Regions from separate parts of the Homo sapiens genome. Here all the other regions are linked to region 2. Evidence: chromatin loops called from intact Hi-C (ENCODE). Cell type or tissue: Calu3. All regions are shown on one strand. Links, peaks and the distances in the headings refer to the core of each region. The heading gives the core; the rest is flanking DNA.

The links. A loop is a pair of places that touch in the nucleus more often than their neighbours do. Peaks named below come from ENCODE experiments on the same cell type or tissue, not always from the same donor. Only the 100,000 strongest peaks of a DNase experiment are listed, where the experiment ranks them.
Region 1: a loop joins it to region 2, with 2.5 times the contacts of the local background. A loop is called at or near these places in 7 of 110 quality-filtered maps.
Region 3: a loop joins it to region 2, with 8 times the contacts of the local background. A loop is called at or near these places in 6 of 110 quality-filtered maps.

The regions. Positions count from the first base shown.
Region 1 is chr3:130,138,832-130,147,196 of GRCh38, forward strand. No RefSeq gene overlaps it. Among named protein-coding and RNA genes, the nearest start is that of LINC02021, 31 kb to the left of the region's middle. RefSeq lists an enhancer at 1-156. In Calu3, for the core only: CTCF peaks have their summits at 5,036 and 5,253; a DNase peak (open chromatin) is centred at 5,630.
Region 2 is chr3:130,239,448-130,247,812 of GRCh38, forward strand. It overlaps the pseudogene COL6A4P2. Among named protein-coding and RNA genes, the nearest start is that of COL6A5, 100 kb to the right of the region's middle. In Calu3, for the core only: no CTCF peak of the experiment used is centred there; a DNase peak (open chromatin) is centred at 3,634.
Region 3 is chr3:129,937,963-129,946,327 of GRCh38, forward strand. No RefSeq gene overlaps it. Among named protein-coding and RNA genes, the nearest start is that of TRH, 33 kb to the right of the region's middle. In Calu3, for the core only: CTCF peaks have their summits at 638 and 4,458; a DNase peak (open chromatin) is centred at 4,469.

The DNA of each region.
Region 1 (8,365 bases), core at 161-8,160, 100 kb before region 2:
TCCGTGATTCCCCACAAGCCACAAAAACCAGCAAGTTTTTATTAGGGAGTTTCAAAAGTGGAGGGAGTATACGAATAGGTGTGGGTGACAGACATCAAGTACTTAACAAGGTAATAGAATATCACAAGGCAAGTGGAGACAGGGTGAGATCACAGGACCACAGGACCGAGGTGAAATTAAAATTGCTAATGAAGTTTTGGCACCATTGTCATTGATAACATCTTATAAGGAGACAGGGTTTTGAGATTAACCGGTCTGACCAAAGTTTATTAGGTGGGAATTTCCTCTTCCTAATAAGCCTGGGAGCGCTATGGGAGACTGGAGTTTATTTCACCTCTGCAATCTCAACCATAAGAGACAGGTACGCCCTGGGGGTGCCAGTTCAGAGACCTACCCCTAGGTGTGGATTCTCTTTCTCAGGGACGTTCCATGCTGAGAAAAGGAATTCAGCGATATTTCTCCCATTTGCTTTTGAAAGAAGAGAAATATGGCTCTGTTCTGCCCGGCTCACCAGCGGTCAGAGTTTAAGGTTATCTCTCTTATTCCCTGAACAATTGCTGTTATCCTGTTCTTTTTTCAGGATGCCCACATTTCATATTGCTCAAACACACATGCTGTACAATTTGTGTAGTTAACGCAATTATTACAGGGTCCTGAGACGATATACATCCTTCTCGGCTGACAGGATTAAGAGATTAAAGCAAAGACAGGCATAGGAAATCACAAGGATATTGACTGGGGAAGTGATAAGCGTCCATGAAATCTTTACAATTTATATTTGGAGATTGCAGTAAAGACAGGCATAAGAAATTACAAAAGTATTAATTGGGAACTAATAAATGTCCATAAAATCTTCACAATCCACGTTCTTCTGCCATGGCTTCAGCCGGTCCCTCCGTTTTGGGGTCCCTGACTTCCCGCAACAAATGGGCTGTACCTTGCAGCATTCCAAGGACAGGCCTGACTTCTGAGAAGGGAAAGTGGTAAAAGTATTGTCCAGTCCTTTTTCAGTTGGTGGCTGAGCTTGGTAAGGTGTGTTTTTAAAAGACCATTAGTCTGTTCTACCTTTCCTGAAGACTGAGGACTGTAAGGGATATAAAGGTTTCACTGAACACTAAGAGCCTGAAAAAATGCTTGACTGACTTGATTAATAAAGGCCGGTCTGCTATCAGACTGTATAGAGGTGGGAAGGCCAAACTGAGGAATTATGTCTGACAGAAGGGAAGAAATGACCGTGGTGGCCTTCTCAGACCCTGTGGGAAAGGCCTCTACCTATCCAGTGAAAGTGTCTACCTAGACCAAGAGTTATTTTGGTTTCCTGACTCAGGGCACGTTGAGTAAAGCTAATTTGGGAGTCCTGGGTGGGGGCAAATCCCTGAGCTTGATGTGTAGGGAAGGGAGGGGGCCTGAAGAATCCCTGAGGAGTAGTAGAATAGCAGATGGAACACTGAGAAGTTATTTCCTTGAGGATAGATTTCCACAATGGAAAGGAAACGAGAGGTTCTGAGAGGTGGGCTAGTGGCTTGTACTATAGCATAGCCTGCTTTTGCTGGTGTGTGACAATTAGGCCTGGTGGAACTGCCATCAATAAACTAAGTGTGGTCAGGGTGAGAAACAGGGAAGAAGGAAATGTGGGGAAATGGGGTGAATGTCAGGTGGATCAGAGAGATGCAGTCATGGGGGTCAGGTGTGGTATCAGGAATAATGTGGGAGGCCGGATTGAAGTCCGGGCCAGGAACAATGGTAATTGTGGGAGACTCAACAAAGAGTACAGCAGAAGGAGCTGGGGAGCAGAATGTATATGTGGCAGGTGTGAGGAAGAAAATACATTTTGGAAATTATGAGAGCTGTAGAGAGTGAGTTGAGCATAGTTTGTGATTTTAAGGGCCTTTAAAAGTATTAGGGTGGGAGCAGCTGCTGCACAGAGACATAACAGCCAACCTAAAACAATAAGGTCAAGTTGTTTGGACAAAAAGGCTACAGGACGTGATCCTGGTCCTTGTGTAAGAATTTCAACTGCACAGCGCTGCACTTCGGCTGTGTGTAATGAAAAGGGTTGGGATGAGTCACGGAGAGCTAGTGTAACAGGACGAGTTGCAGACAAAACTCCTCAGACACCGGATTAAAGAAGGAAGAGGTTTTTTTGTTCAGCCGGGAGCGTCGGCAGACTCGTGTCTTAAGAGCCGAGCTCCCGGAAAAAGAAATTCCTAGCCCTTTTAAGGGCTGACAACTCTAAGCGGTCTACGTGAAAAAGTCATAATAGATCAAGTAAGCGTGAGGAACGTGACTGGGGGCTACATACATCAGCTAACAGAATAAAAAGTTTTTACAATGCTTTCTCATACAATGTCTGGAATTTACAGATAACACCAGTAGTTTTGGTCAGGGGTTAATATTATTGATATTTTAACCACCAGGTCCAGGTGGTGGCACCAAGGTCGTCTAGCTATTTATTTTACTTCTGTTTTTTCCAACTTTTTGCTTTCTCCCTTTTTTGCTGTCTTACAAACTAGGGAAAAGGGGAGGTTGGGGAGAAACTGGGAAGGACAACCGGAGAAGTGGTGGTCTCATACCATATTTCCCCCTTTGAGCATTTTCACTTTTTAGTGGGAGTTCTCACTCTCATCTTTACTTTTTGAGTCTATTTGTGAGATAGAGCGATAGTGATTTATATAACACACGTGTGCTGAAGTTTTCTGATGAACTAAAGTAGCTACAAAACCTTTTATCATTTGAAAAAGCAAGGGTAATACACAGGGGAGCAGCAAGCAAGTTCCTATCACTAGCAATACACCTACAATGAGGGTTTTAAATCCTGCTATAGCTGGAAACCATTTTTCCAATAAAGACTCAGGATTAAACTCGTGCCAAACCTGTACAGGCACATGTGCCACCTTTGTCATGTCCCTGACTATGTTTTTAACCACCTGTCCTTGATCACTTATTTGTAGGCAGCAATTGGTTAAGTTAAATTTTCCACAAACTCCTCCTTCAGCTACTAGCAAGTAGTCTAAGGCCAGTCTATTCTGATAGATAGCATTCCTTATTTGGGTTTCTTGCCAAGCTAAAACAGTCAAAGCTCTGCCAGTTTCATTAGTAATTATTTCTAAGATGGCCTGCAACCGTATGATCCAATTGAGCATGTAGATGGGGGTTCGGTATCCCCATAAGCCGTCTTGTGCCCATGTGGCAGGCCCATAATACTGAATGATCCTTTCAGGGGGCCACTCATTATCTTTCCAGTTTCCTATAACTGTGCCTTTCTTTTCTCGGGAGGCGTAGACAGGGAAACCTAGGAGCTCACCCATTTTTATGGGTAATAAGAAAAAGGATGGCTTAATAGTGCCAATAACACAACTGCCTGCCCATTTATTAGGTAACCGAATGTAGGCTCTGTGCCTACATATCTAGTATAGTCCAGTGGGAACCGTCCAGTCCTGATGAGATTCTGGATGAGCCTAAGCATTTTTTAATTTAGAAAATTTACTAAATGGATTCTTTTCAGTGTGGTTTAGGCCCTACTAAGTAATTGTCTTTGTTGTGCTGTTATACAACTTCTGTCCTATACAATTAAGCTTTCCTACAGAGATGATAAAGTGTTTCCCTTCTCTAGCTATACAGTATTGTCTAATAATTGAGGTTTTTAGGACCTAGAAGTTGCTAGCTTCGGCCTTCTAACTGGAATTATATCAGGAGCTGGATCAGTAGGCACCAACTCTCGGGCTTCCCAAGGCCATCTGTCTCCGATAGTGGTTCCTCCGCATACATAACAAGAAGTAACATTAAGTAAGAAAATTACATTTTCTGCTAATTGGAGAAACACATTTTTTGTCTTTTTCAGAAGTTCTGGTGCTGGCAGATTCAGCTCCTCATAAAAGGTTTGAAATACTGGTTTGGGAGAGCACTTGTGGACCTCCCCTCTAATTAAAATGGCAACTTGAGGGTTTCACCCTGTCCTATTGATCCCCAGGGTTACACGTTCTCCCTTTTTCCAAAGGGGATCTAGGGGATTGGTAATTATTAGTTCTAGTGGGTTACAGTGACCAGCAGCACAGGAGGGGTTGGCTTCCCCCTTCTGAAGATAAACCGGGTCCTTTTTGTTCTTTTTTTAAGTAGCCTAAATAACACATGGCCAATAGGCACAATTTTTACAAACCCCTGACTCATGACAAACATATTTATTTTCTACTCTTTAGCTCCTTTCTCAGTTAAGAGAACCACATCCTATTTCTAGCTTTTTACTATTAATGGCTGCACAAGCATCAAATCTTAAAGTTATTTGCTTGGGGATTTCTTTTTCTTCTGTTCTAGTTATTATTTTACTTGTATCACCTAGGAAAAGGCCAGTTCTTATTCTTATTTCAAAAACGGTGGTTGCAGGGGGCTCAGATGGGTTATAACACACATCAGGTTGGTCATTTCTCGGGCTACATACCTTGTACTGAGTGGCATTATACAAACAAGTTTCTTTTATTGTTTCCATACATTCATAATAACTATAGAACAGAAAGATTGTTTTAATTTGCTGTCCTACTTCGGTGACCTGATGAATACACTGGGAACAGTCCCCAGTTTGAGTAAGATCAGTTGAAGCCCTTACTGTATAAGTCCAAAATTTAAGAAAAATGAATCCAACGATGAGCTTCCTCATGCTTCGGCCGTGCGTGGACCAGTCAGCTTCAGGGTGTGACTGGAGCAGGGCTTGTCGTCTTCTTCAGGGTCACTCTGCAAGGGTTGTCTGGGCTTGGTCTTGCCTCCCAGGTTTCAGGCGCTGCAGGTTTTACATGGCTGTGGTGGATCCAGGCTGGGATTCCTTCTACCTTCACAGCGGTGGGAGTGCTCAGAACGACAGTCTGGGGTCCTTTCCACAGTGGACACGAAGAGGCTCCGTTCCAGGTCTTGATCCACACTCGATCACCTGGGGAGAATGGGTGAACTGGGGAGAATAAGCTAACAGGGCATCTCTCATTTACCCAGGCTGAGATTGTTTGTGTCATTTTTCCTAAGGCCTGTAGCTGTCGCTGTAACTCAATTTCACCTAACTCTCAGGGAGTGCCTGGAAGTCCCCGCAATATAGGAGGGGGCCTATGATATAATATTTCATAAGGGGAATATCCTGTTCTTTTATAAGTGGTACATCTAATTTTAAATAATACCATAGGGAGAGCCTGTATCCATTTTAATCCTGTTTCCTGACATACTTTCCCTAAACTATTTTTGATAGTTTGATTCATTCACTCCACCTTTCTGGAACTCTGAGGCCAGTAGGCAGCATGCAGTTTCCATGTGATCCCTAATATCTTTGCCGCCTTCTGTACTAAGTCAGCCAAAAATGCCGGCCTGTTATCTGAGCTGATCCATAAGGGCAGTTCAAATCTAGGAATAAGATCTCGAAGAAGCACACGAGTTACTTTACAAGCTTTCTCAGTTCGTGTTGGATAAGCCTCCACCTACCCAGATTAGGTACGCCCAAGAACTAGTAAATACTTGTTACCTCTACACTTTGACATCTCTGTGAAGTCCACCTGGAGATCTTCAAAGGGGGTGCTCCATAAGCTTGTATGCCGGGTGGAATGGCTGGACTTTGCCTCGCATCATGCTGTCGGCAGGTAACACGCCGCTGCCTCACCGTTTTGGCAAGAGCTGACAAATGCGAGATGTAGAAATACCAGCCTAACAACTTTTCAAGTGATTCCTGACCTAGATGGGTGGTTTCATGCACAGCCAGTACAACTGCAGCTCCCAGCAGCTGTGGCACAGCTACTCTCCCATCCGGTAACCGAATCCATCCTTCCTCCATCACTTGTCCTCTCTCTGCCTGGAGAAAGTCCTTTTCATCTTTAGAATAAGTAGGTACAAGATCAGGTGCTTGAGGGAGCATGGGGGCTGTGACTGATGCCCGGAAGGGGGCAGATGCTGCTTTTCGAGCCTCTAAGTCAGCGCGGGAATTCCCTAAACCAACCAAGGTGGAAGCTCGCTGGTGTCCTCTGCAATGCATAACTGCCACCTTGTGGGGTCTCCATACGGCTTTTAATAATTGCAAGATTTCTTGTTGATATTTTATGTCTTTTCCCCCAGAGTTCATTAGGCCCTTTTCTTTATATAATGCTCCACGCACTTGAAGGGTTGAAAAGGCATATTAAGACTCAGTGTAAATGTTGACATTCTTAGCTTCACTGAGTTCTAAGGCCCGAATGAAAGCAGTGAGTTCAGCTTTCTGAGCTGAAGTGCCCTGGGGAAACGATCTGGCTTCAGCAACAGTGTCCAGAGTTACCACCGCATATCTTGCACATCTCTCTCCTTGTGGGTTGATGAAGCTGCTCCCAGCCACGTATAGTTCCTAGTCTACTGATGCCTAAGGCTGGTCCTGGAGGTTAGGTCTGCTAGAGTAAACTGAGTCCAACACTTCTACACAGTCACGCTCGACAGGGCTCTCTGATACTGGGAGCAAGGTAGTGGGGTTCAGGGTGTTACAAACTTCAATGGTTATACGGGGATTTTCACAGAGCAAACTTTAGTACTTAGTGAGTCTAGCATTCATTAGCCAATGATGTCCTTTAGTATTCATTAAAGTCACCACAGCATGGGGGGCCTTTATGTTCAGGTTTTCTTCAAGAGTCAGCTTATCTGCTTCTTGTACTAGCAGGGCAGTTGCTGCCAAGGCCCTTAAACACAGGGGCCATCCTTTAGAAACCCCGTCTAGTTGTTTAGAGAGGAAGGCCACCGGCCTCGGCCAGAGACCCATAGTTGGGATTAAAACTCCAACTGCCATCTTTTCTCTCTCTGACACATACGATGGAAAAGGCTTTGTTAGATCGGGTAGCCCCAGGGCTGGGGCTGATATAAATCTTTCCTTTATCTCATGAAAGGCTTGCTGTTGCTGGGATCCCCATTCAAAAAGTCCCACCCCCCCCCTCCTTGTGACCTCATACAAAGGCTTGGCTAATACTGCAAAGTTTGGGATCTACAGTCTGCAAAACCCCACAGCCCATAAGAATTCTCTCACCTGCCTTCTGGTCTTAGGCTCCGGTAGATTTCAAATGACCTGCTTTCTTTCTGATCCTAGGCTGCTCTCCCCCTTTCGGATAGTAAATCCCAAGTAATGTACCTGCTGTCAGCAGATCTAAGCTTTTTTCTTGGACATCTTATACCCACAGTCCTCCAGGTGCCGGAGTAGAGCATCTGTTCCTTTGGTGCACCCGGCTGCCGTGGAGTGTCCCAGCAAAAGGTCATCAACGTACTGAAGCAACACGCAGTCTAGGTCTCTGGTGGGAAACTTCTGGAGGTTTCGAGGCAATGCCTCCCCGAAGATGGTGGGGGAGTTCTTGAACCCTTGGGGAAGCCCGGTCCAAGTGTACTGAGTAGTGACACCTGACTCCAGATCTTCCCACTGAAAGGCAAACAGCTTCTGGCTCTCAGGGGCTAATCTGATGCTAAAGAAAGCATCTTTCAGGTCCAAGCAGGTGAAGCAGCTGTCCTCAGCTGGCAGCAACCCCAGCAAAGTGTACGGGTTAAGTACTGCTGGATGTAAAGTCACTGTAGCCTGATTCACCAAGTGCAAATCCTGTACCGGCCAGTAGTCCTTGGTCTTAGGCTTGGGAACAGGCAGGAGGGGAGTGTTCCATGGAGACTGACAAGGAACTCTAATTCCAAAAGTTCTTAGGTGCTTGAGATGGACCTGGATACCTTCAAGAGCTTCTCTGGGGACCGGCTCCTGTTTTTGCCTAATCGGCTGGGCCCTAGGCTTAACGTCTATAAGTACGGGGGCTTGGTTGCAAACCCTGGAGGGTTGTCTTCCACCCACACTCTTGGCCACAGCTTAGCCAGAGCTGGTCTTATCTCTTGGCCCCACTCAGTTAAGAAAAGTCTCCATTCTTCCTCTCGGGGGACCGTAAGGGTCATAATGACTCCCATTCTGGGTAACTTTAGCAGCAAAGAGCCATGCTCTGTAAAAGAGATAGTGGCTCTCAGTTTGCTAAGCAAGTCCCTTCCCAACAAGCACAAGGGACAGTCAGGTGTGTACAAAAACTGATGAATCACTTTATGTCCTCCTACAGCACAAGTCCGAGGCAAGCAGAAAGCTTGCTTTGCTGAAACTCCCGTGGCTCCGATGATGTCAATAATCTTTTTGGATAAGGGGGCGACCGGGGCGGTTACTACCGAATGTTTAGCACCGGTATCTACAAGAAAATCAATGTCTTTACCCCTAACTGTCATCCTGACCATGGGCTCTTTGGGGGTCCTTGAGCCCAGTCCCCCTCAGTCCAATAACCCTTCTGCCAGGTTGAGCAGGGCCCCTTCATCCTTGTCCGGGGCCTCCTGCTCTGAGTCACCTGGTTTTCTTTTTAGCTGAGGGTATTTGTTT
Region 2 (8,365 bases), core at 296-8,295:
TCTCAGGTTTGTCAAAGATCAGATAGTTGTAGATATGTGGTGTTATTTCTGAGGGCTCTGTTCTGTTCCATTGATCTATATCTCTATTTTGGTACCAGTACCATGCTGTTTTGGTTACTGTAGCCTTGTAGTATAGTTTGAAGTCTAGTAGTGTCATGCCTCCAGCTTTGTTCTTTTGGCTTAGGATTGACTTGGTGATGCGGGCTCTTTTTTGGTTCCATATGAACTTTAAAGTAGTTTTTTCCAATTCTGTGAAGAAAGGCATTGGTAGCTTGATGGGGATGGCATTGAATCTGTAAATTACCTTGGGCAGTATGGCCATTTTCACGGTATTGATTCTTCCTACCCATGAGCATGGAATGTTCTTCCATTTGTTTGTATCCTCTTTTATTTCATTGAGCAGTGGTTTGTAGTTCTCCTTGAAGAACTACACATCCCTTGTAAGTTGGATTCCTAGGTATTTTATTCTCTTTGAAGCAATTGTGAATGGGAGTTCACTCATGATTTGGCTCTCTGTTTTTCTGTTGTTGGTGTATAAGAATGCTTGTGATTTTTGCACATTGATTTTGTATCCTGAGACTTTGCTGAAGTTGCTTATCAGCTTAAGGAGATTTTGGGCTGAGACAATGGGGTTTTCTAGATATACAATCATGTCGTCTGCAAACAGGGACAATTTGACTTCCTCTTTTCCTAATTGAATACCCTTTATTTCCTTCTCCTGCCTGATTGCCCTGGCCAGAACTTCCAACACTATGTTGAATAGGAGTGGTGAGAGAGGGCATCCTTGTCTTGTGCCAGTTTTCAAAGGGAATGCTTCCAGTTTTTGCCCATTCAGTATGATATTGGCTGTGGGTTTGTCATAGATAGCTCTTATTATTTTGAAATACGTCCCATCAGTACCTAATTTATTGAGAGTTTTTAGCATGAAGGGTTGTTGAATTTTGTCAAAGGCCTTTTCTGTATCTATTCAGATAATCATGTGGTTTTTGTCTTCGGCTCTGTTTATATGCTGGATTACATTTATTGATTTGCATATATTGAACCAGCCTTGCATCCCAGGGATGAAGCCCAATTGATCATGGTGGATAAGCTTTTTGATGTGCTGACAATAAGTGTATTTAAATGAATGACTGCCACTCTCATAAGAAGCTTGTATTTTAATAGGTAGTTAATTGGTCACTGACAGGTCTTAAAGCATGGAGGTCACATGGAACTTGTTGAGCAAATCAAATCTCAATACCCACTGTTATTCTGGATGCTTCAGTCTTCAAGTTACATGTATTGCCTCACAAAATAAGAAATTACTGGAATGTTTAGTGATGCTTAGTTGCTTAATGATGTCCGTACTCTGGGCTGGCTTCTCTGCAATTCTCTTGTTTCCCTGTGGCTGCAAGATGGCACCACTGCCATTTTATTGAGCAGAAAAATGCCTCAAACATAGTAAGTTCTCAGTAAATATCTATGGAATGATGGGCTATGGGGAACCTCAGTGATCATCTAGTTTAGCTTTGTCAATTTACATTTCAGAGAATTGAGGCTTAGAGAAGTGAAGTAACTTGCCTGTGGTCACACAGCTAGTTAGAGGCAGAGCTGAATGTGGAAGCTAGTCCCTTGAAATTCCATCCAGGTAAACTAAATTTTTCTTTGCTATGGACAAGTTTGCATAGCAGGGAAATTCTGGGTAGAATTCAAATATATGTGGTTTGAGCTACATGTCAGTTTGGAGCTAAGCACAAGTGCAGTCTTTGTTTATCATGATACAGTTAAATTATGGAACACAGATTCAGTCCATATTTGCATGAATTTTTCTTTGCGAGATGTAATGGCCTCACTTTAAATGTCTCATAATGCTGATTGGCCAGTTGACTACATTTTCTTAATCTGTTCACTCCCCTTCTCTCTGAGTTGACTATTTTACACCCTCACCTCTCTCCTCAAACTTCCAAGATCTGCTTTGTCTTCCATACTTAAAGCAGATGATCATGCTTCCTATTTCAAGAACAAAATTGAAGCAGGGAGAAAAGAACCTCCATAAATGTTCACCACCAAGTAGGCCAACCTACTTGCCTCTGTACCCATACACCCTGCCTTCTCTCCTACTACTATGGACGAGGGTCCATGGTCTTACCTAAGACTAATCCTTGCCTCCTAGACTGGATTCCACTCCCTTTTGCTTTCTGAGGCTCTCGTTCCATTTTTTTCCCCTGGGCAAAACTCACTGAAGGAGTAGTCTATACCAGTGCTTCTCAACGGAAGTGATTTTGCCCTCCAGGGGACATTTGACAATGTCTGGAGATGTTTTGGTTGTCAGAACTCAAGGAGAGGGTGCTGGCATCTACTGGGTAGAGATGCTGTTTAACATCTTACAATACTCAGGGCAGCCCCTCCCAACAAAGAACCATCAGGTCCAAAATATCAGTGATGCTGAAGTTGAAAAACTGACACTCAAGCCTTCACTCCTCAACCCTCCCCACTCAACTACATCTGCTTTAGTTGAGGTAAACCCCATGTTGCTAAATTCAATGGTCACTTCTCTGCTCTCATTGTGCTCCATCTCTCAGCAGCATTTGACAGATTGATCATGGGTTTATTCCCGATTTTTTCCCTCACTCAACTTCCAGTGCGTTCTATTTTCCTGGTTTTCACTGTCTTCTCTTTCTCATCCTGCTTTGCTAGATCTTCTGGATGTTCTTGACCTTTAAGTATCAGAAGACTGAAAGCTCTATTCTCATACCTTCTTCCCTCTTTACTCACCTCTCCGGTGACATTTCTTGGGGAAATCCAGTTCCATAGCATCAATAACCATCAATCCTGTTATCTCCACTTTATCTCTCCAGCTTGGACCAATATCCTAAACTCTAAAAATATTTCCACTTGGTCGTTTAGCAGGCATCTTAAAATTGGCATGTCCCCAAATAAATTTCTTCTTGTTTTTTTGTTTGTTAACGTTTTGTTACAGAAAAATTCAAAAATAAAAGTGGAGACTAGTATAATGACATTCTTCTGCCTCACCCCACGTTCCTATCACCTAATCCAAACAATGAACAACCCCTGGCCAATTTTGTTTTCTTTTATTTATACACCCAGTCACTTATCCTCCCACCATGCTGATTTCATACCCCCTCCTTCCTCCTCAAACCTCCAAGATCTGCTTTGTCGTCCATATTTAAAGCAGATGATCATTCTTCGTATTTCATTAAGAAAATAGGAGTGAGGAGAGAACGTCTACATACGTTCGCCTACTGTAGGTCATGTGATATAGGTGGGATTTACTTCAAGATAATCATATATTCCATGCATAGACATTTCAGGTTGCATCTTTAAAAGATTATTTAAAAATGTAACCACACTACCATTCTTACACCAAAGAATTAATAATAATCCTTTAATATTATCAAATATCCAGTCAGCCAAAACTGGTTCCCTTAACAACCTGCCCCTCCTCCAGCCTTTCCTATCTCAGGGACTGGAAACTTCATCCATCCAGTTGCTCAAAACAGACACTTGCAGCTGTCATTGATAAATCTTTTTCTCTCACTCCCACATTTAATCCATCAACAAATAGTGGTAAGCCTATCTTCAAAGTACATCCAGCATTTTATCATTTCTCACAACTGCACTGCCACCCTCTGGACCAAGCCAACATAATTTTCCATCTGTGTTACGGCAATAGCCACTGACCTGGTCTCTCTGCTTCCACCCTTGCCTCATATAGTTAGTTCTCCATGCATCAGCTAGAGACATCTTTAAAAACATAGTCAGATCAAGTCATTCCTTTATTCATAGCCCTTCTGTCGTTCTCCATGTCACTCAGAATAAAACCTACTGTTAACATGGTCTATAAGAATTTACACAGTGTGGTCTCTGTGAACTCTTTGTCTTCATCTCCTCCTGCCTGCCCTCCTTGCTCCACTCTGCTTCAGTGTTCCTCAAACATGTCAGCACATACTCTTCCTCTTACTTCAGGGTTTTTTTTTTTTTTTTTTTTTCACATACTCCTCCCTCTGCCTGGAACACTCTTCTCCCAGAAGTCTGCTTGTTTTCTCAATTCATGCTGGTCTTTGCCCAAATGCCGCCTTTATAAAAAGGCTTTGCCTGACTACCTCATATAAAATAGTGTCTCCTCATCCTTTGATACACATGGTTCTTTATTCCTTAATACCCTTTCTGGAATAACATTGATCTCTTTCTCACATATTATATATTTCTTTGTTCATTTTCCTCCCCACTAGCTTGTAAGTTCCGTGAGAGCAAGGTCTTCATTCTGTTCACTGCTGAATTTCCTGTGCCTAGAGAAGTGCTTGGAAGATAGGAGATGTGAATAGATATTTGTTGAATGAATGATTGCTTTGTAGTTTGCCTTTGGTTCTGACAATGAGCACCTGCTTCCCAACACTCAATGTGGTGCCCTCTCCCTTGGTTTCTGTTGGATTAAACCTCAGGTTATTTAAACTGAGAGATAAAAATGCCCTATGGAAGAAGTTTCATTACACAATATACTAGGGAGGGGGGGAAATTTGTAAAAATTATTTACAAGTTGTTTCATGTTGAATTAGAGATATGAAATATGGCCACTTGAGAGCAGCTCAAGATAACAACTGTTGCTATAGTTGTTTTTCCTGGCACCTGTTTTGAGTATATTTCCTCAAAATTATAGTGTCTTCTTTTTCCCCAAGGCATGTCAAGGAAATTTCTTAATCATATGACATTAAACAAGACCTTATCTCATTTCTGACACTAGGGTGAACCTGGATTATAGTGTCTTCTTTTTCCCCAAGGCATGTCAAGGAAATTTCTTAATCACATGACATTAAATAAGACCTTATCTCATTTCTGGCACTAGGGTGAACATGGATTCCCTGGCTATCCTGGTGCACAAGTAAGAAGATATATTTCTGGGCCTGGCAACTGGTAGGCAGCATGTGTCATTTGTTTGTGCTTATTTTTCTTTACACTCAAAGTTCTGCTTTTGATTCTATTAAGGGAGAAGATGGTGACCCGGGCCATCAAGGAGAAAAGGGGGCAAAGGGAATAAGAGGGAAGAGGGTAAGAATCAAAGAAACTTCCTAAGATCTATAGAAGCCCACATCATTACGGAAGTACGTTTCCACTGGGTTAGGACTTCTTAGCAGGAAGCCCATTCCTGCCCAGTCAATGCTCATTCCACACCTTCCTTTGGCTATCCCACTCCCCACTTAATCCCACTCTCATTTATCTCCTGAATACAAATACAGTTTACCAAGCCATAACAACAGAAAATCCAAGTTGGGAGTTTTGGTTTTACAATACCAACCTTTTAAAACCAAGTTTGGGAGCACCTGTGTCTTTGGTAAGTCTAGACATCATTTGGAAGGATATTGTTTTAGCTGTTGAGCAAACATTGCTGTTTCTTTAGGATTCTTCCAAGCCTTAACTTTCTCTTGCTATTTTTAGAAAAGATTCTTGAGAATGTAGTTGCCATCTTGGTGGACTTTGAGTCCACTGTGCTTTATACAAGTCTCCGATTAAAAATCAATTCCTTTATGTTCTGAACAGTCAGCCTTGAACAGCCACAATCACTGGCAGCTCTTTTTGAAGAGTAAGCCTGTGGATATCTAACATCTTGGTAATGTTTAGCCGATCAATGTTAGAGACCAAGGTCTTCTAGGAAATGGACTAGTGTTTACTGCAGAAAAGAGGAAAGGAAAGATAATGTATGTTTTCTAGGTACTCAAGAATTAGCATTTTCATACATTGGCAAGGACATAAAGAAATATTTGATCTGTGCCTAACTTGGCTTGCTGCTGACTATGGTTGCTCTGATCAACTAACTTTTATTTCTAGTTTCAAATAAAAAAAGATAAAGGATTCACTGTATTTAGATAACACTGTGTCATTTCAAATGCTTGGAAGATGAGCAGTGAACCTATGACCACCATGTGCGTTTTCTGAAACACTGAGAACCAGAAGGTGGTAGGGAAATTTTTCCTTTTTCCTGATGTCAGGCCCTTAATGCAGACGTCCTGCATTATTTTTATTATATAACCTCAAGACTCAACAGAGTGTATTGAGTCATATTTTAAGGATCTGTCTAGAAGTGTGTGTTTGTGTGTGTATGTACATATGTGCATGACTGAGGTTGGGTATATAGGGGGGAATTTGGATGGTTCCCATAAAATGACCTTCCTCTCTTTCTATTCTCCATGTCTTGTCCCACAGATATATAGTTTATAAACTAACTGGTCAATAGCAGACTCATTGGCATTAGGAATAATAACATATCAAAATGGATCTGATGGTTGTAATCAAAGAGGAAGCTTATTCTTCTGGCTTGGTCTTTTTTTAGGGTAATGCTGGCTTTCCTGGATTTGTTGGAACTTCGGGTGACCAAGGCCCACCAGGACAAATGGTAATATGTACCCTTCCTTTTTCTTTTGTTTTCAACTGTTGTATAAAAATAAATGAAGATTTGATAAGAAGCATCTCTAAAGAAGAAATGAACATTTGGGACAAACAGTGGGATCAACATAGAGAATGGGGTAAATTTGTCCTATAGCATATTAGCTTCAAGTCTTTATACAGTATATTTATTCAATATATATTTTTACTTGAACATGGGGAAGATATTGGAGTGGCTGGAGATTTATGAACCTAAATAAATAAAATGATGCATAAAACTCACTGGAGAGTGAGTTTATCATTGTTTATCATTGCAAACAAGATGAGCAACAATATTTATGCAAAACTAGGGGGAAACCCTAACAAAATATAATATTTATATAATCTTAACTAACAATGTTGCAAGTCCACAAATATTTTTTAAATTCCCTGGAACATCATTTGATATGAAAGGAAAGAGTTTGAGGCTACGATCCTTCTGCTCTGCGCCTTGTCCTAGGAGGCCAGACTGTCAATCCACGAGGGATGGCGCAGTAGGTCAGCCATGGATTGAACCTGGTGGTCTCACTTGCAGTCTAGGGTTTACTGGAGAGGTGCAACAAAGTCAGAAAATAAAAAATTTTAATGCTAGAAGGACCATTCATGGCATTTTTACAGAAGAGGAAACAAAGGCTGAGATGCTGAGATAATTATAGTGACCTGCCTGAGGTCACAAGTTACCACCTTGTAGATTCTAAATAAGAAAAATGATCTCTAGACTCCCAGAGGTTGGAGCCATGAAGCTCTAATCGCAAGGTTTCCAGAGAAGACTTCTTGTTCAGTATTATGGCAGAAAAAGGGTGGTGCTGGGTGGCCTGAAGAGAAGGGATAAGGGAGGAACTGGGGTCTACTTTAGAACTATCGATGAATGGTCCTGGGATCTTTGATAGCCCTTTTTCTGAATGTGATCCTAAACTATGGTTTCAAAATGACCTGGTCCTCTAAGAGTGTTTCTGTCTAGGCCTTCTGGACTCAGAGGTCTTGGATACACCTCTTAGGCACTCTGGCTTTCTTCCTAAAGGAGTCAGACAGAACTCTAGGGCTGGGAGTGAAGGACAGAAGATGGTCTATGTAGTGTGGTAGAGTTTTTAAGACTCTTTTGCCAACTCTGTAGAAGAATGTGTTGGATCTCAAAATTTTGCATTTTAAACTCAAGTTTCCATTCTTTCCAGGGTATAAAGGGCCCCAAAGGTTTGGTAGATATGACGGTAGATGAAGATTTTAATTCCAAACTTTATTATTATTATTATTGACATGGAATCTCGCTCTGTCACCCAGGTTGGAGTGCAGTAATATGATCTTGGCTTACTGCAACCTTTACCTCCCAGGTTTAAGAGATTCTCCTGCCTCAGCCTCCCAAGTAGCTGGGACTACAGGCGTGTGCCACCATGCTTGGCTAATTTTTGTATTTTTAGTAGAGACACGGTTTCACCATGTTGGCCAGGCTGGTCTTGAACTCCTGACCTGTAGTAATCCATTTGCCTCAGCCTCCCAAAATGCTGGGATTACAGGCGTGAGCCACTGCACCCAGCCAAAACTTTATTCTTCTTAGAACACAAAGCTTTCCACTTTCACAAAATAGAAATCTGTTAATCTTAAAGATTCTTTAGTTTTTTCCTCTTACAAATTCTGTTAGTACTTTAAGTTTATAGACTTTACTCTGAAATGTTATCGCCAAGTCAAATAAAAATAGTAGAATGGTATTTTAAATCTAGCAGGGAATTGGGGTGTTTTTGAGCAACACTAGTTGACATTAAAAAAGAAAAAGACTTTGAGGCTACTACCTTTCTGTAATGTGACTTTTTGTAACTCTCAAAAACTGCTTATAAAGTATTTATAAACCCACACACAGGCTTTTGAATAGCACAGGTTTCTGTGTTTCATGGAACACTTGAAAACAATCTCAAAAGTTATGATAGCGTTTCATCTCCCAAGTACAAAAATACTA
Region 3 (8,365 bases), core at 317-8,316, 300 kb before region 2:
TCTCCTCCCAATATCCACACAGTCCGCCTGCTCCCCTCCTTCAGGCCTTTGCTCAATGTCCCTATTTGGTGAGGCCTTCCCTGGCCACCTATTGAAACCCGTATACTCATCTCCACCCTGGCACCCCAGCCCCTCCCCTGCTTGATTTTTCTCTGGCTGCCCTCAGCTACGTGCGTATTTTAGTTATTTATCTGCTTATTGTCTTGTCTCCTTTCACGTAATTTGAGCTTTAGGAAGGCAGGGATCATTGTCCCTGTCCAGTTCACTGGCACATAGTAGACACTCGACAGTGATTTGTTGAATGAATGAATGTATGAATGAATGCCTACAGTTGGGAGTGGGCAGGCTGTGAGACAACAGAGAGTACGGGGACTGGGGATTACTGGGAGCTCAAGTCCCGGCTAATGCTCTCCAGCTGGTTTTTGTCTCGTGGGAAAGCATGTCATTACTGCCCAATTGACTATTTAAGAGAAGCCAGAAATCTGGATTTTTAGTGAAATTCTCCAATGTTTCAAGCACTGAGAACTAGTGTAGGTTTATAAAACATCTTGAGGACCAAATGATACCTATCTGTGTGCCAAGTTTGGCCCATGGACACCTGGTGGTGGCAAATGGTGGTGGCAAACGGTGGGTGCAGGGTGTTCAGATTTTTCTCCCCATCCCTGCCTCCTCTCCTGGGCTTCAGACCATCCATCTAACCAGCTGCCTCCTGAGCACCTCCACCTGGGTGGCCTCCCAGACTTTCAGAATCAACAGGTTCCACCCTGAATTCATCCTCCCTTACTGTCAACCAGAATCTCCGAGCTCCTCATCTCAGTGACACCCCCAGCCCTCTTCTCTCACTCACCCCCACATCTTGTCTCCTAAATCAATATTTCCCAGCCTGCCCCTGCTGCCTGCCCTGTTCCCAAGGCCCTTGCCCAGGCTCAGGCCATCATCTCACTGGGTGCCTGTTCTCATCGTCTCTTCACTGAGTTGGCGGCTTCACTTTAAGGTATAACTGGGGGAGTGGGTGGAGCACTCCACAATCTGGTCAGCTCAGGTCCTGCAGAGGTCTTGATCCGGCCTTGGGGTAGAGGGATTATACACACACACACACACACACACACACACACACACACGTATATACATATACATATACAAAAACATATATATCAAATATGTATATATAAGTCAAAGTGTAAAAATCTGAAGTGTATAGCATCTACCCTCCTGTGCCACCCACATCAGGGTTTTTAAATAGCATCTACCCTCCTGCACCAAGAAGTAGAACACTTCCAGTTTCCCAGCAGGCTCCCTCATGCCCCTTCTCGGTGAGCACTGTCCTTCCGCTCCCCCAACACGGTTCTGACCTTTATTACTGCAAACCAATGAAACCCCTCCTAGAATTTCACATGAATAGGATCGTCCAGTTAGTAGAATTTTATGTCTGGACTCTTTTTTTTTTTTTTTTTTTTTTTGCTCAGTATAATGATTCTGAGATTCATCTATGCTGTGGTGTGCACAGGTAGTTTGTTCTTTTTATTGTATGGATGCGCCATTGTGTAAATTGATCACAATTTGTTTATTCAGACACCCATTGATGGCTATTGGGCTGTTTCTGGCTTTTGGCAATTATGAGGATGTCTGCATGAACTTCCCTGTGGCAGCCTTTTGTGGACATAAGTCTGCCTAGAAGCAGAATTTCTGGGTCCTACCTTAAGTGCATGTCTGCCCTTCATGTAAAATGACGAGGAAAAGTGGCTATAGCTTGTACTTTGCATTCCCTCCATCAGGGAATGAGAGTTCCAGTTGCTCCACAGTCTTGCCAATACTTGACATTGTTGGTCTTTGATTTCACCAGTGCTTTATCTGGAGAGTCCAGGCATGGTCATGGTTGAAGTCTCTGCTCTCAGCTCCCGCCTCAGTCTTCCTTCAGCCAGTCTGACCTGATGACCTCTTGCTTTCCTGCTCCTAGAAATGCCCCTGTGCTTTAGGCAGCCCCTCCAGCTGTTTCTCTTCCCATGGGGCAAGGAATTTGCAGGACCCAGGGGACACCCCTTCTTGGACCACACCCCATCCCCTTCTAGACCAGGCCATGAGTATTCAGTACCTGAAGATTCTCTGTTCCCATGTCCCAGTGTCCTGAAGCCCATTTCCAGGGCCTGTGTGGGCCTCTTTCCCAGCCCACGCTCCTAAGGGCAGACCATCCTCTCGAGATGGGAGAGCAGCAGGACTTGTTTTCCAAGCCTCAGTTACAGACCTGCTAATCAAGGCAGGATATAGCAAAGAAACTGGTGCAAACCAGCTAGGACCAGGATGGTGATGAAAGCAACCTCTAGTTGCCCTCATTAGTCATTATATGCTAATTATAATACATTTGCATAAGATACTCCCACCAGCCCCATGACAGTTTTCAAATGCATGGCAACACCCAGGAAGTTACCTTATATGATTCCTGGAACTCCTCACCCATTTTCCAGAAAGTTCATGAATAACCTACCCTTTATTTAGCGTATAATTAAGAGAGGGTCTAAAAAGAGCTAGGCAGCAATGCACGAGTGCTACTCTGGGCCCCTCTGCCTGTGGCAGAGCTCTGCTCTGTCTATAGGGCAGCGTTTTGCTGTACACTGCTGCTCTAATAAACTTGCTTTCTTTCACTGATGCTGGCTCTTGAATTCTTTCCTGAGTGAAGCCAAGAACCTACCAAGGCTAAGCCCTAACTTTGGGGTTCACCTGCATCACTCTGGCGTGTGTACTACTAAATCTGAAGGTTGGCCAAGGACAGCTGCAGGTTGGGGTGTTCATCTGCAAGTGTGTGAAGACCTTAGCTGTAGAGGATGAAGCCTGGGGTCAGGAAGAGAAAGCGGGTGGGCTGCAAGCTGGGGCGACTTTCCCCACACTCTCACATGTGAAACTTCCGAGAGTCTAGTAATCCCAGATTTCTACCTAGCTTCCAGGCTATTATGCACCTTGGACTTCTATAACAAAGTGCCACACACTGAGTGCCTGAAGCAGCAAAATGTATTCTCTTCACCTGGGATCAGAAGCTCAAAATCGAGGTGTCAGCAGAGTCGGTTCTTTCCAAGGGATGTGAGGGAAGGATCTGTTCCACCAAACACCCATGAGTCCAGCAAACCACCAGGAGCAAGGAGAGACCAGGTGTTCAGTCCTACAGTGTCACCTGCGGGCCTTGTGACCAAACGGCCTCATTGTCCTCTCTGGGTCTCAGTTTGTCTGCAAAATGGGAAACTTAGCTCAAGATAAAAAAAACGGATTGTTGTCTTCCTGTCAAATTTCCTCCATATGTGTTTTGTTTGTTTGTTTGAGACAGGATCTTACTCTGTCACCTAGGGTGGAGTGCAGTGGTGCGATCTTGGCTCACTGCAACCTCCGCCTCCCAGGCTCAAACGATTCTTGTGCCTCCATCTCCTAAGTAGCTGGGATTACAGGCATGCTCCACCACACCCAGCTAATTTTTTCTATTTTTAGTAGTGATGGGGTTTTACCATGTTGGTCAGGCTGGTCTCAAACTCCTCGACTCAAGTTGATCTGCTCACCTCGGCCTCCCAAAGTGCTGAGATTATAGGCGTGAGCCACCATGCCCAGCCCCCAGATATGTTTTGTTTGACCTACATAGTGATGTATAAACTTTGAATTGGTTGCCAACCTGTAAAAATCAAGAAATTTCATCTAAAACCCAAATTTCTGGCCTCTTTTGAGAAATGAGCCCTTTTTCTCTTATGGCTGCGATTGGCTGGGTAAAGTTGTGGCAGCCCCTTTTACAGGGCTCCAAAGGCCTGTCTTAAAAAATCGAAGCTTTGGCTGGGCACAGTGGCTCATGCCTATAATCACAGCACTTTGGGAGGCTGAGGCAGGCGGATCACCTGAGATCAGGAGTTCAAGACCAGCCTGACCAACATGGTGAAACCCCGTCTCTACCAAAGACACAAAAATTAACCAGGTGTGGTGGCGGACGCCTGTAATCCCAGCTACTTGGGGCGCTGAGGCAGGAGAACTGCTTGAACCCAGGAGGCAGAGGTTGCAGTGAGCCGAGATTGTGCCACTGCACTTCAGCCTGGGAGACAGAGGGAGAATACATCCCCCCCACAAAAAAAAAAAATCTAAGCTTCAAGTCGGATGGAGTGGCATGCTCCTGTAGTCCCAGGTACTCAGGAGGCTGAAATGGAAGGATTGCTTGAGCCCAGGAAGGCGAGGCTGCAGCGAGCTATGATTGCACCACTGCACTCCAGCCTTGGCGACAGAGACAAGACTGTCTCAAAAAACAAATAAACAAACAAACAAAACCCCACTAAGTGTTGATGAAAAGGATTCCAAGAGGTAGGGGATAGATTGCCAGACAAAGCAAGTAAAAATACAGAACTCTCAGTGTGGCAGCTCTCGGTGGGGACTTGAGGAGCTGGGTTTCAGGGAGGGCCGCACAGTTCAGTGCAATTCCGAATTGTACCACCATGGGGAAGCAGAGCCACAAAGTTGACCTGAGTGGTCCGGTTGGGTTCCTCTGCCAGGACCTCGGGGGCCAGGAGTGCCCGGGGCTGCCTGGAACTGAGGAGTGGTGGGAAGCTGAAAGGAGATGGAGGAGGGAGGAGCTGGGGACTGTGCCTGACCCAGTGTCCAACAGCTGAGGGAGGCCAGAGGAGGGAAAGGTCCTAGTGGGTGCAATCAGGGCAGGCTTCAAGAAAAGGACAGGCCTTAAAGACTGGCAAGATTTGGATAGAAACGGGAGGGCCCTCTGGGAGGGAGGCATGGCTTGAGCAAAGGTTTGCAGAAGGAATGAGCTTCATGGGAAGTGTGTCCTTGCCTGAGGCAGGGTGACAGTGTCTGAAATTCTGAAACACGTCTCAAGACATTGTTTTAGTCATGATCAAGTAACAGAAACCCACCTCAAATTGAGTTAAGAAAAAAAGAGGGCCCGGTGCAGTGGCCCGTGCCTGTAAACCTTACATTTTGAGAGGCCGAAGCAAGAGGATCACTTGAGCTCAGGAGTTTGAGGTCAGCCTGGGCAATAAGGTGACACCTTATCTGTACAACACTTTTAAAAAAAAATTAACTGGGTGTGGTGGCATGCACCTGTAATTCCAGCTACTCGGGAGGCTGAGAGCGGGGGATTGCTTGAGCCTGGGAGTTCAAGGCTGCAGTGAGCTGTGATCACACCACTGCACTCCAGACTGGGCAGCAGAGTGAGGCCCTAACAGTTAAAACAATAAAGAAAAAAAAGAAAAAATGAAAAGTTATTCCCTCATGTAACTAAAAAGTCCATCAAATGATGTCATCATGCATCTGCCTCTCTTTATCTCTCAGCTCTGCCTCTCTCTGTAGTGATTCTGTTCCAGGCCACCTTCCTTCTCCCAGTGGCAATGTGGCTGCCCACAGCTCCAGGCAGACTCCCTAAAACAACTTAGCCACCACCAGCAAGAGACGACCTCATTCACAGTGACTCCACAGACATCCTGGGGATCACTGATTGGCCTAGACTGTGTCATATGCCTATCCAGAAGCTAGTTGCTGCAACTCTCATGGATATGGTCTCAGTCACAGGCCACCTCTGGTATGCAGATAGATCTGTCCACTCAATGCCCCTGGACTGATATTGGGGTTGGGGGTGGTCTCCAAAGGAAAGGCAGGGTGGTCTCAGAAGATGGGACAGTGAGTGCTGGGCAGACAAAAAGAAGAGCGGTCCCAACCAGGTTTTCACCCGAGGAATGATGAGTCAGTAACTGTGGAGCAGGGCGGAGTGGGGCATGGAGTTTATTCTAGCTGTCTGTCTGTTCATTTGTTTGTTTAGCTTTTATTTATTTGTTTTTAATTTTTAATTAATTAATTTTGAGACAGAGTCTCACTCTGTCGCCCAGGCTGGAGTGTAGCGGTGCGATCGCAGCTCACTGCAATCTCCGCCTTCCAGGCTCAAGGGATCCTCCCGCCTTAGCCTCCTGAATAGCTGGGACCACAGGCGCACATCACCATGCCCAGCTAATTTTTGGATTTTTAGTAGAGATGGGGTTTTACCGTGTTGGCCAGGCTGGTCTCAAACTCCTGGGCTCAAGAGATCTGCCTACCTTGGCCTCCCAAAGTGCTGGGATTACAGGCATAAACCACCATGTCCGGCCAGTTGGTTTAGCTTTTAAATGTGAATGTGTGTGAGTGTGTGTGTGTGTGTATGTGTGTGAGTATGTCTGGGTGAATGTGTGTGTGAATGTGTGTGTGAATGTGTGTGTCTTCCAGTGTGCCTTGCCTCGATGGCTGCAGCCTGAACTCACTTAAAAAGTAATTCATGGCAGCTACCAGGTACCAGGAACAGTGCTGGAAGCCGAGAGCACTGCAATGAGCAAAAAAGATAAAGTCCTTGCCTTCCTGAATTTACATTCTGGCGGGAGAGACGGATAAAAACAGAGACCATTAAATACACAATGTGTTAGGTAACAACTAAGAGAAGGTTGGTCGGTATGTGCACAGGTGTGTGTATGTGTGCGTGCCCATATACCCATGTGTGTCGTGTGTGTGCATGCATGCATATGTGATGTCCTGTGCAGGATGGCCAGGAGGAGGAACATTTAAGCAGGGGTCCAAAAGAGGTGGGTAGTGAGCCAAGCAAAGATCTGGGCCCAGCAGTCCAGGTGGAAGGAACAGCAAGTACGAAGGCCCTGAGGCAGGAATGGGCATGGTGTTTTCAGGTATCAACAAAAGTCCTCTGACACTGAGCTAAGGGGAGAGTGGCGGGAGGGAGGACAGAGGAGTACAGGAGGCAGGTGGTGGTGCAGGGCCTTGCGGGCCACTGTAGGGACTTTGGCTTTTACTCTCCCCAAAACAGGGAGCCCTAGGATGGTTCTGAGAAGTGAAGGGACGTGATCTGACTTCGGTTTTGAGAAAACTGCCTGGCAGCTGTGTAGAAAGTAGATCACAGGGGCCAGGGCACAAGCAGGGCGGCTGGAGTGGAGGCTGCTGCAGTTGTCTGGGTGAGCGGTGAAGGCGGCTGGACCAGGGTGGCTGCTCTGGAGGTGCACGGGTGGGTGGAACTCCAAATGTATTTTGCAGGATGAGCCAATACAATTTGCTGATGGTTGGGGGTGGGGCATGATAAAAAGAGAGGAATCAAGAATGATCCAAAAGTTTTTTTGCCTGAGCAACTGTTAGGTTAGAGTTGCCTTTTCCAGAGACAGAAAGATTACAACAGAAGCAGTCGGCAAATATTTGAGAACATACTATGTGCCGAGGTTACACCTAGAAGCATGGCAACCTTGTCTTGGAGCTTGGCAAGAGAGACAGACAAGAACCACTGAACAAGTAGGTAGAGGAGAAAATACCAGCTGGTAAGAAGGGCCACTTAGAGCAACAGAACAGGGTGATGGGAGTCTGCATTTTATTCAAAGAGCAGCCAGGAACTGTGGGAGGGTTTGCAGCAGAGACAGAATCTGCTGTACCCTTTAGAAGACCACTCTGGAATAGACTGTTGGGGGCAAGATGAGACAGGGAGACCCGTGGGGAAGCTGGTGAGGAGGCTGCCGAGGCCTGAAGGTGGGAGATAGTGGCACTGCCGTCAAAGACCTCTAGCAGACGAACAGGGGTAGGAAACCGACTCCTGTTCTCTGTGAGAGGCATTTTAGGAGCATAGTGGCATCACTGTCCCCCTTCCAGGGGCTTGGACAGGTGCCTTTGCCCCGGGAGTCTCAACTCCCCAGTCTCTGCCACTTCCTCGGTGACTGTCGCATCCTCACGGATCCCTTCATCACCTTTTTGTTTCCCTATAATCAACTCCATCTCTGGATTTTCTTCATTTCCTCAGAGCTGCTCCACTATGGCTCATATCCTGTTGTTCCAGAACCCTTGCCCACCAGTACGCCCTCCTCTCTGGTGATGCCTTTCCAAAGCTTCTCCTGGGGTTGCAGGGTGGGGCTCCCACCCTTACTATACCCTGCAGCCCCATTTCTGCTTTTCACCTCTCCATCTGCAAAAACACTCCTGGCCATCTCAACACTTCTTTCTAAGTATCAGTGTTAAATCACAACCAAGTGTGTGCTCAGCACTTTACAGTTAGCACCATTCACCCTCCCATTTCACAGCCCGGGAAGGTGGGCCCTTGAGGGGAAAGAACCAGCTGTGGCAGACACCTGGCTTTATCACTTCCTAACTCTGACTCTGGGCCAGTCCTTTTGTTACCAACAAAGCCTGTCCCCCAGAAGATGGAGCCTTTTCCTGTTCTGTGCTGTGAAGCCAATACACGAACCCAAAAGTAAGCATGAAACAGTGCATGCTTTATTCGACGGCCTTTATTGAGAAGTGGGAGTTTGGCTCACAAATCAACTTCTCAGCTCCTGAGAGCTGGGAAACCATAGATACAGGCTTCATCTTTAATGAAAAAGTTGGGCAT